Regions from separate parts of the Homo sapiens genome. Here region 1 is linked to region 2. Evidence: chromatin contacts called from ENCODE Hi-C or POLR2A ChIA-PET data. All regions are on one chromosome and are shown on one strand. Each heading gives the region's core, a stretch centred on a gene start or an enhancer-like site at or near the end of the contact. The rest is flanking DNA. Distances are from core to core; before and after follow the strand shown.

Region 1 (4,542 bases), core at 1,293-3,792, 530 kb before region 2:
GTTTTAACAAACCCTTCACATGCTCACCAAAGTTTGAAAGACACTAGTTTAGCTTATGCTATAGGTAGCTCCTTGCTACCTGTAAGTCAGAAGCAGCACAGAATTGGAATGCAGGCAACCGGTCATTTATTCATCTACTGAGGTATTCGTACAACTCTTCCAACATGGTGAACATCTTGTGCTCATTTGTCTGATTTTCACCTAAGAATGTGAAGTGTTCAGTATCTAGCCAGCTTCTCAGCTATGGTTGGCATCCGTGTAATTTCCAGTGATAATCTGACTTACTGCATCCTCTTCTCAGATTATATAAGGGCTGTGTTCTTTTACTTTTTAGATTCTTCGTCACAGCCTCCCCATTTGACGCGGGCTCAGTAAACTACTGAATAATAACCAAGCCTGATTTATTCCCAGGACTGCCTTAAATCCTGCTAAGACTTCACTCTGTGTCTCTTTCTCATATCCTCCACACCAAGTGGTAAGCCAGGCCGACTCACTTGGCTGTATGAAACTTTTTAATGGCACCTTTAGGTCAAATGTTGTGGCCATGGTCTCACAAAGAGTGAGGGGTGAAAGGAGATACTGCAAATCACACTTCTAGACTTTTCACTGATTTTCAAAGCTGTTATAGCCATGGTTCCCAAAATCTGTACCAGAGCACCTTGGGTACCACAGCAACCCCACAGAAATACAGTGGGATGTTTTTAATTTTTGAGGGAAACCCAGAAACAACTGTCAGACACCATGCAAATCCACCTGTCAAGCTGTTTGGACCTCATAACTTCATAAACAGGGCATTTAAGTATTTCTTTTGACCTAGGGTCACCGTAAAAAATATTACTGAAACACTAAGAGTGACATACACTGAGAAAGTTGGGAATCTCTGTTACAGCATGACTGTCCCCAGGTATAGTTTAACTGTACACATTCTGGCAGGATCATGCATTCAAGCCATCACATTGCAGGAAATACACATTCTAAATTTAAATATTAGCAGGGGAGAAGCTGAAAGAAAATTAGAACTATATGCATCTTTGAGGGACTTCTTTCCTTTATAACCTTCCTACCCAGACCTACCCATCCTAGCTCCCTGAGACAACCCTTAACCAAGGCTCCTGTGATTTTTCAAAATAATAAATAATAATGATAGAGGCCAAGACAGGAGAATTGCTTAAGACCAGTAGTCCGAGACCAGCCTGGGCAACATAGCAAGACTCCATCAAATAATAATAATGATGATGTAAATTCTCATTTAGTGTCCCAAATATGATGGATTAATTCTTGCAAATTGGAACTAATGATTGCTCTAATTGCTCTGGTGCATTCCTGAAAATCACCTTTGATACACACTGTTGAAAGACAAATTCAGGCTGTGTGTGCTATACCATGCACCTGACACCTCACAGAAAGCCACTGGAATTTCTGATAAAGAGCCAACAGAACCTTTACCAAGCAGAATTAAACAAGAACCTAATGTGCGACTGAATGCAGTGGCTCACGCCTGTAATCCCAGCACTTTCAGATGCCGAGGTGGGCAGATCACTTGAGGCCAAGAGTTCAAGACCAGACTGGCCAACATGGTGAAACCCTGGGTCTACTTAAAATACAAAACTTAGCCAGGCATGGTGGCTTGTGCCTGTAATTCCAACTACTCAGGAGGCAGAGATAGGAGAATTGCTTGAACCCAGGAGAAAGAGATTGCTGTGAGCTGAGATCATGCCACTGCACTCCAGCCTGGGTGACAGAGCAAGACTCTGTCTCAAAAAAAAAAAAAAAGAACCTAATGCGTGAGAATGGAGACAAAGTTTCCGAAGTCAATTTCTGCAAGAGCTTTGCAATGTAGCCCCATGTCCCCTGCCCCCCATTTGACACTGAAGAAGTAGTAAACAGTTATATTTATTAGGATAATTTTATTTTCATCTTCAAGGGAATTTCAGGAGCACAGCAGTCTTCATAACACTCCATTTAGGAAGATTATTCTTTTTATCCCAGGGTTAAAAATCTGAAGGAGCTCACTGCAGATTCCAGAGGCAGCAGAGCACTGGCTCAGACTGAGAGACACTGTCTCCCTGGGACAAGATTGAATTTTCTTTTAAATTTCAGATGATACTATCAAGGGGTCAAGTACTAGAGTCTTTTCTTATGACACCATCCAGGGTTGCAGAAGGGAGTGGATTGTTTGTTATTGTCTTACTCATTATCAAACTCTTTTTAAAAATCAATAATAAATCATTTGCTGCAGTCTTAATGTTTTATTTTCACATTCTTGTTTGTTGTTTTTCATGCATGTGTCTCAGTGAGTCACCTAACCACAATTATATATTCTGGCATCTGGTGGTTCTGCATGGTACCCTCATTCCTTAGGAATTAATTTCCCTGACATGATGAATGTGTTTCCAATCCGTTCATCACACACACACCCCACACACCCCCCCCCCCCCCACACACACACACACATACACACACACCCTCTTTAGCAGGGAGAAGTTACCCTACTCTCCACCAGGTGTCAGTAGAGTCAGTTTTAACAGCATGCTTTGGCCAAAGGGGCATCTGCTGAAGTTGTTTTTCCTGCTGTCAGACGTTTCCTCAAACTACCTCTGGGCTGTCCTCTTAAGAGACTATCTTCCATTTCTTAGGAGTGTTCGGAGATGATAGTCCACCTGTAGAGAAAGACAGCCATAAGGAAACCGCACTATAAACAGCAGGTGGCCAAGCTGGTCCTTTCAGGTTGGTCTCATAAAATTTTTACTGGCTGTTTTCTTCTTTACTTTTCTATCACTACCTTATTTGGCTTAAAAGTGCTCCATGTTTCACTCAATGTGACAATAAATTAGATGTGGTTGATGCTTTTAGATTTGCAGGGGGCTTTGTTTGTTTGTTTTAAGGCCCATTCCACCTCTGCCACTGCTGACCTAGTCCTCAACACAGGAATCGGATTTTACTCTGCTTGTAGCCCCAGAACCCAGCATTGAAGGGTATAGAATACTACCATGGATTAAGTGTGCACGTCCCACTTAACCCAATGTCACCTTTGAGAGCTACGGCCTTATTCCCATTTTAGGAATGGTTACTCCTGACTCAGTATCCCATATTTAAGTGGCAAGGCCAATGCTCTTTGTAACATGCCATGGTGACTTTGTCTGGGAGAGAGGTGGAAAAGGAGAGGGGAAGAGGAAGGGGAAGAGAGAGAAGAGGACAATGATTTGGCCTGGATATTGACTAACATAAAGAGTAGGGGGAACTCTAGAATGAGATTGTTGAACTGGAGTTGAGAGAGTGGGTGGAGTGGAAGTAAAAGTGAATTATTTTACTAAGAATAAAAAGAAATATCAGCAACAGCAAATTAAGCTCAGTTTCAACCATAGACCCTGGTTGAATTATTTCCCTTCCTGACGGCAAAACACTTACAGAGACTGCCTGAAAATCTGAAATGAAAAGTATAGCTTTGCCATTCAACAGTCATTTGCTAAAGTCTGTTATGTGGGGCATGAGTCTCCTGCCATACCCAGTGGAGAAATTCTGACTGCCTTCCCCTCCAAGAGGTGACCCACTCAGATTAATACCTGGGATACGGTACAGACAGAGCTTTCACTAGTTTTCCACATTTTTACTAACTCAGAGTTTTATGTTCCTCTTTAGGCTCATGCCCAGTCTAACTACGCTAGCTTTTCATATTTTTTCTCTTACTGATTTTTTGATACTACATTCCCAAATAGGGTTAGTTTTACTGAATACAAAAGGTGGATCACAGCGTGGTATGATTTGAAAACACCTTGCCTCTGTTCTCCTATTTGAGTTCTTAACTGATTCCTATCATGAGAAATTCAACCATTATTTATTCACTTCATTGGGTCCTAGATTTAATATTAAAATGCAAAGGGCTCGGGGAAGGATAACTGGGGCTGCACTCAGGATGCTATAGACTTGGGAACAAATTTATTTCTGTGTCCAAACTTTCTTACTCCCCACAGCAAGGTTAAATGAACATGCAAAGTAACCTTGAAAGGGAAAAATTTTTTTTCACAAAAATTCAGCCTTGCAAGAGGAAAATGGCAGGGCAGGTGAAGGAGAAGCAATTTCACCTCCTTTTAATCTTTGTAATGACAGCATCTGGGGAGGTGGGCTCTGTATTGTTCTTGAGTCTTTAAATGACCTCAGGTAAGCTTAAAGTTAGACCAGGCAAGAGTTTCAGTTCCCCCATGCCTTTGGGATGATTGAGGCTGGCCAGGAGTTGAGATCATCTATAATAATGATGATGCCTATAATAATAAAGAAGTCTCCCAATACCTTACATTTGTGTCCTCCTTTTAAATTTACAGGCATTTTCCAATTGCTTTGGTCCTCAGCATAATCCTGAGAGGGCAGGAATTGTGATTTATCTTTACAAATGAGGCTTGAAGAGTTAAAGGAACTTGTCCATGATCCCCAAACTACTAAACTGAGACCCAAAGCCATCTGGAATGACGCCCAGTCCAGGAGCCTTTCCTCCATACCTGGGATTGGACTTGTTCTTTAAAATATTCCCCAAATACCAGAGTCAAA
Region 2 (4,591 bases), core at 884-3,383:
CTCTCATTCATTGGTGGTGGGAGTGCAAAATGGTGCAGCCACTTTGGAAGACAGTTTGGCAGTTTCTTACAAAGTTGAACATACTTCTACCATATGATCTACCAATTGTGTGCCTTGGTATTTACCCAAAGGAGTTGAAACCACACCCACACAAAAATCTGCCCATAGATGTTTATAGATTTATTCATAATAGTCAAAAATATGGAAGAGGGAATCTGGATGTCTAATTTCATATCAATTAAACTTTCAATCAATCCTGGTTTTAGCCCTCACACTACACTAGCATTTAGAAGTATTTGGTCCTCCAAATTCTGAGATTTTCTAGTTCTGCTGAGCAAATCTGTCCTCGATTCATAGGAAGTATGTTTCAGTTTCTCAGTTCTGCTAAGTCAGCTATCATTTTTCCATGTTCTTTTGCCTTTCCACAATTTTATTAACATTGCTCATCTGCTGCCAACTCTTCTCATTCTCTTTGTCCTCATGGGTTTAAATTTCCTCATGGGTTGAAATTTGTTGTCATTTGTCCTCATGGATTTAAATTTGCTGTCATTTTAGTAGGGTGTGGGGAGAGGGCAGAGTTAATGTGTATGTTCAATCTGCCACATTTAGTCAGAAGTCAGAGGTGATCTTCACCATTTGGAAATCCTCCTTGGCTGCTAGAGACCATGGCCACAGACACTCCATTTTTTGAAGGTTGGTTGTGTAGCCAAACAGTGTTTGAAGGGCCCAGCAGACCCCAGAACTTCTGTATGCCCTTAGTGCTGCAGTGCATGTGGTGGCTTGGGGAAGGTAGAGGAAGGAGAGGTCTCAGCCCTTTGAAGAGGAGCTCAATTATAAGTAAATCTGTAAACTGTAAACCTCACTACAGCCCTATTTTCTGGATAAGGAAACAGTGGTTCAGAGAGATGATGTGACTTTTCAAAGGTCTCATATCTGGTTGATGGCAAAGTGCGGTGAGACCCTAGGCTTGCCTGGCTTTCCACAGTGGTCTTTTCCCAGTGTGAGAGATTATTTGGTTCCATTCTCTACCTCTCCTTGTATCCCACCCTTTACAGTTTTGTGTCCTGATTTTGCATTTGACCCTGTGACTTGGTTGGGCTAATGGAATGTTCGCTTGTGTGATGTCGCCAAAGGTTTGAAAAGTGCTTGTGCATTGGGTCTGCCTCTGCTGCACTACAGGTCTCGGAAGAGGAAGGGAGACACATAGAGCAGATATGCCCAAGCCCAACCAGCCCATATTACCAGCCGACTTCCAGCCAACCCACAAATCCCCAAGAATAAGTAATTATTGTTTTAAGGCAGTGAATTTTGGGGTGGTTGGTTACACAGCATTTTTGTGGAAATAGCTGATATACCATGTCATAGAAACTCCTGCCATCAAGATAAATTAACAGATGACTGATGATGGGGAGTAATAAAAAGGTCCAGCATCTGCCTGGCTGGAATTGCTAGATTTAGTAAATAAAAATACAGAACCCAGATCAATTTACATTTTAGATAAACATCAACTGATTTCTTAGCATAAGTATGTCTCATGTAATCTTTGGGAAGTACTTCAAAAATTATTGTTTCTTTGCATGACACATTTCACTGGGCATACTGTTTTTTATCTGGCAACCTCATTCTGACAGATTTGTAAGAGTCAAACTACACAGAAAGCACCTGTGCATAAAAGTGGGCCTGGGCTAGAAAAGATGAGATATTAAAACAAGTCATTTTCTCTGCTCTGCACTAGGCAGTAAATGTATTTATAGGGCAGGCTTAATTTAGGTCTCTCAGGTAGCTTCTTATAGAGGGACTGAGTCAGAGAAAACCTGCCTGAAACATAAGAATGGGCCGGTGACTGGGAGAAGTTCCTTTCAGCTTTATTATTCAACCACACTAAAATCAGGGATCCATCAGGGAGGCTCTGACTTGCCTGCTTTCAGCAGCCTGTGGCTCTATAGAGAGCATCCTTCTAAACAATCTGAAACCTACATCCCTTTAGCTTGGATCCAAGAAGTGTTTCCCCAGGCTATTGCGCCATCTGTCTCCCAGGTGCCTGCAAGGGAAATGTTCTGTGGGGGTTGGGGAGAGAAGGGCTGCAGCCCTGGGCTCTGGAAGCGACTAAGAACTGTTTGTCAAGAGGTCAGTCCTGCTCGCCAGTGGCCAGTGAAACCAAGAGGCTGGATGAAACCTGAGTAAACCAAACACTGCAAGAGGTCAGAATGCTCAAACAGCCACGATGTGGGAACTCAGTTTATCCTCTGCCTCATCCCTCTCTTTAACAGTTTCCGGCAAGCCACTGTTTCTGGCTTTGCACAGCCTAATTGGCCATTTTCATGAGTAGTCGCCAACACAATCCAGGAGGAAATTCCACGCTGTCAGCCAGCAGCACAGATTGTTGCAGGAAAAATGACATAACTCATCCTCTGGGCAAACTTGCAAATGATTACAAATTTCCCCATCTCTCCTCGACTCACACAGCTGGCTGGAGAAGGGTGTAAATTTTTCCATGGAGATAGGAGACTTTTCCTCCGTGTAATTTCTTGTGATCAAACAAATCTCTATGGCTATTAATTTGCTTTCATTTCTGGTTTCATTCCCCCTGACATTCAAATAGAACCTATGTAGACTCTGCTCGTGGACACTTCCCGGGACTCGGATACCAAGCGAGACTCCTATGATGGCCTTGGTACAATGTTAGGTTCCCAAAAGGGACGATGGCCAGCTAAAATTCTGCACCTCTAGATAAATGACACCATGAAAACCAAACAGGCACAATGTGGTCATTGGTGCAGATCAGCTTTGGCATAAACCACAGCTCGCTCATCTGAGGACCAAGGTTGACTAATTCTGCCCCTGACAGTACTCTGTTTTCTCCTGACCCAGGCTCTCACTCAGATGTTGCTTGTAGATTTCATAGACTCTTCCACTTGGATTCAACTGAGTGAATAATTATTGAGCCCCATACCATGCTCATCTTACCGAGTGAGGCTCCAGGGGAATACAATAATTAATAATGCACTGGATCTAGCTTCAGGAAGCTTGCTGTTTAGAAGGAAAGGAGATCTACAAATCGCTATTATGTGAGAAGAGACCGATAAAGGACTAGCATGGAAGTAGCGGCAGTTGGAGGAGGGATTTGGAGAGATGCTGCTTGGCAGCAGAGGCCTGGGGATGTCTCATGGAGGAGGCAACGTTTGAGCTGGACCATACAGGGCTTCAGTGATGGCCCCTGGGAGGCCAGGAAAATGTAGGCACCAGGACAAGCAAAGTTGTAGAGTGAGAATCACCCCAAAGAATAGGGCTTGTAGGGAGAGAGAAGTCAGGTTTTAGTGTGAGACGAGAAGCTGAGCCTCCACTTCCTTGGAGGAGAAATCAGACTTTGTGTTCCTAACAAAGTCCCAAGATGCTGAGGGATCTTCCTCCTATAGTGCACAGTTCAATGCTTGCATCTTCCCCTCTCCTTTACAAGGCCAGATTCTAAAATATTTTACCCTGGTGGCTTAAAGGATTAATCTAATGCATATCAATGTTAAGTTATAATAATAATTTCTTAGGCTATTTCTTTAGAAGACCTCAAATAGCTCTGAGCTCCAGCTTCTCTGTGGATAAAGAGAAAGTAAATGCCCCCTGTTGCAAAAACTTCTGGAGCAGTGGGAAACCAACCTGTCAACTGAAATTGATTTATTCATTCAACTGCAATGACCCGACCCATTTAACACATCCCCTGAGAGGGAGCAGTTTTCTTCATTCAACCCATAGGATCAAGCTGATTACCATATAATAGTGTTACATCTTCATGAGTAAGTCAGGGTAGAAATTGCCATCCCCACTTAATAAATGGAGAAAATTAAACACAACTCTCACTATCACACAAGAGAGATACTTGCCCATAATATGTTCACCAGATCATCCTAACACATAGTTTCCTTAGGTATAGGATGAATCCCAGACTTCCTTTGCACCTCTATGTGTGTATTTCCCTTAACAAGAAAGCCAGATGCTATAGCACTTCTTTATCATCATAGGGAAAGAGAAATCTAGTTTTGCCCTTTCTTCCCCCACTTATTTTGAAATACCTGGTAGTCTCTGTTTTCTTCTCTATATGGCAGTTCCTTCCAACCTTTCTTGCTCTTGTTTAGAATAATTCCTTGTCAGTTCTTTCCGTGTCTACAGCCTGCAGGCTGAAGAAGAGCTCAGAGTTCCGACAAGCTAAGTTTGATTCTGTGACAAGCTGGCTCTGGGCATTAGGTCCACGAGGAAATGACATGTGCAGCAGTGTCAGCCTCCAAAACTTCCACCTGGCCTTGATCACCCCAGGTCTCCAGACACTTGTGCGTATTCAGCTTGGGATGCAACCCAGCTGCTGGCTTCTGAGGCATCTCAGTAACTATGGAGACAGGAATATAAACATCAGTGAGTAGGGCAGGAAGCAGGCGGCCAGTCTTAGGAGTTAAAGCATTGACGGGATTCATTCGGCATTGTGATGTGTTGCAAATGATGAAAGCAGAACTACTAGGTCTTTCTTATAACAAATGGGACGACTGTAGTTTTACGGCGAGACTCCTCAGTTATGTCTCCATTTTCATCCAGCTGCTTAGTTATT

What was found. Hi-C counts contacts between places; a loop is a spot of excess contacts on that map. ChIA-PET counts read pairs that join two places held with the same protein, here RNA polymerase II (POLR2A). Pooled maps may share reads with other maps.
Region 1: a loop to region 2 is called in a pooled map, with 2.2 times the contacts of the local background. The contact joins two enhancer-like sites. A Hi-C loop is called at or near these places in 1 of 50 pooled maps. POLR2A ChIA-PET finds 5 or more read pairs at or near these places in 2 of 52 experiments (HCT116 and PC-9).

The regions. Positions count from the first base shown.
Region 1 is chr3:24,236,176-24,240,717 of GRCh38, reverse strand. The region is part of intron 3 of THRB (thyroid hormone receptor beta); the gene reads left to right. Among named protein-coding and RNA genes, the nearest start is that of THRB-AS2, 87 kb to the right of the region's middle. Within about 2 kb of position 2,542, at least 5 of the 41 ENCODE cell types and tissues checked have a DNase peak (open chromatin) inside an H3K27ac peak, as active enhancers do.
Region 2 is chr3:23,710,526-23,715,116 of GRCh38, reverse strand. No RefSeq gene overlaps it. Among named protein-coding and RNA genes, the nearest start is that of UBE2E1, 93 kb to the left of the region's middle. Within about 2 kb of position 2,133, at least 7 of the 41 ENCODE cell types and tissues checked have a DNase peak (open chromatin) inside an H3K27ac peak, as active enhancers do.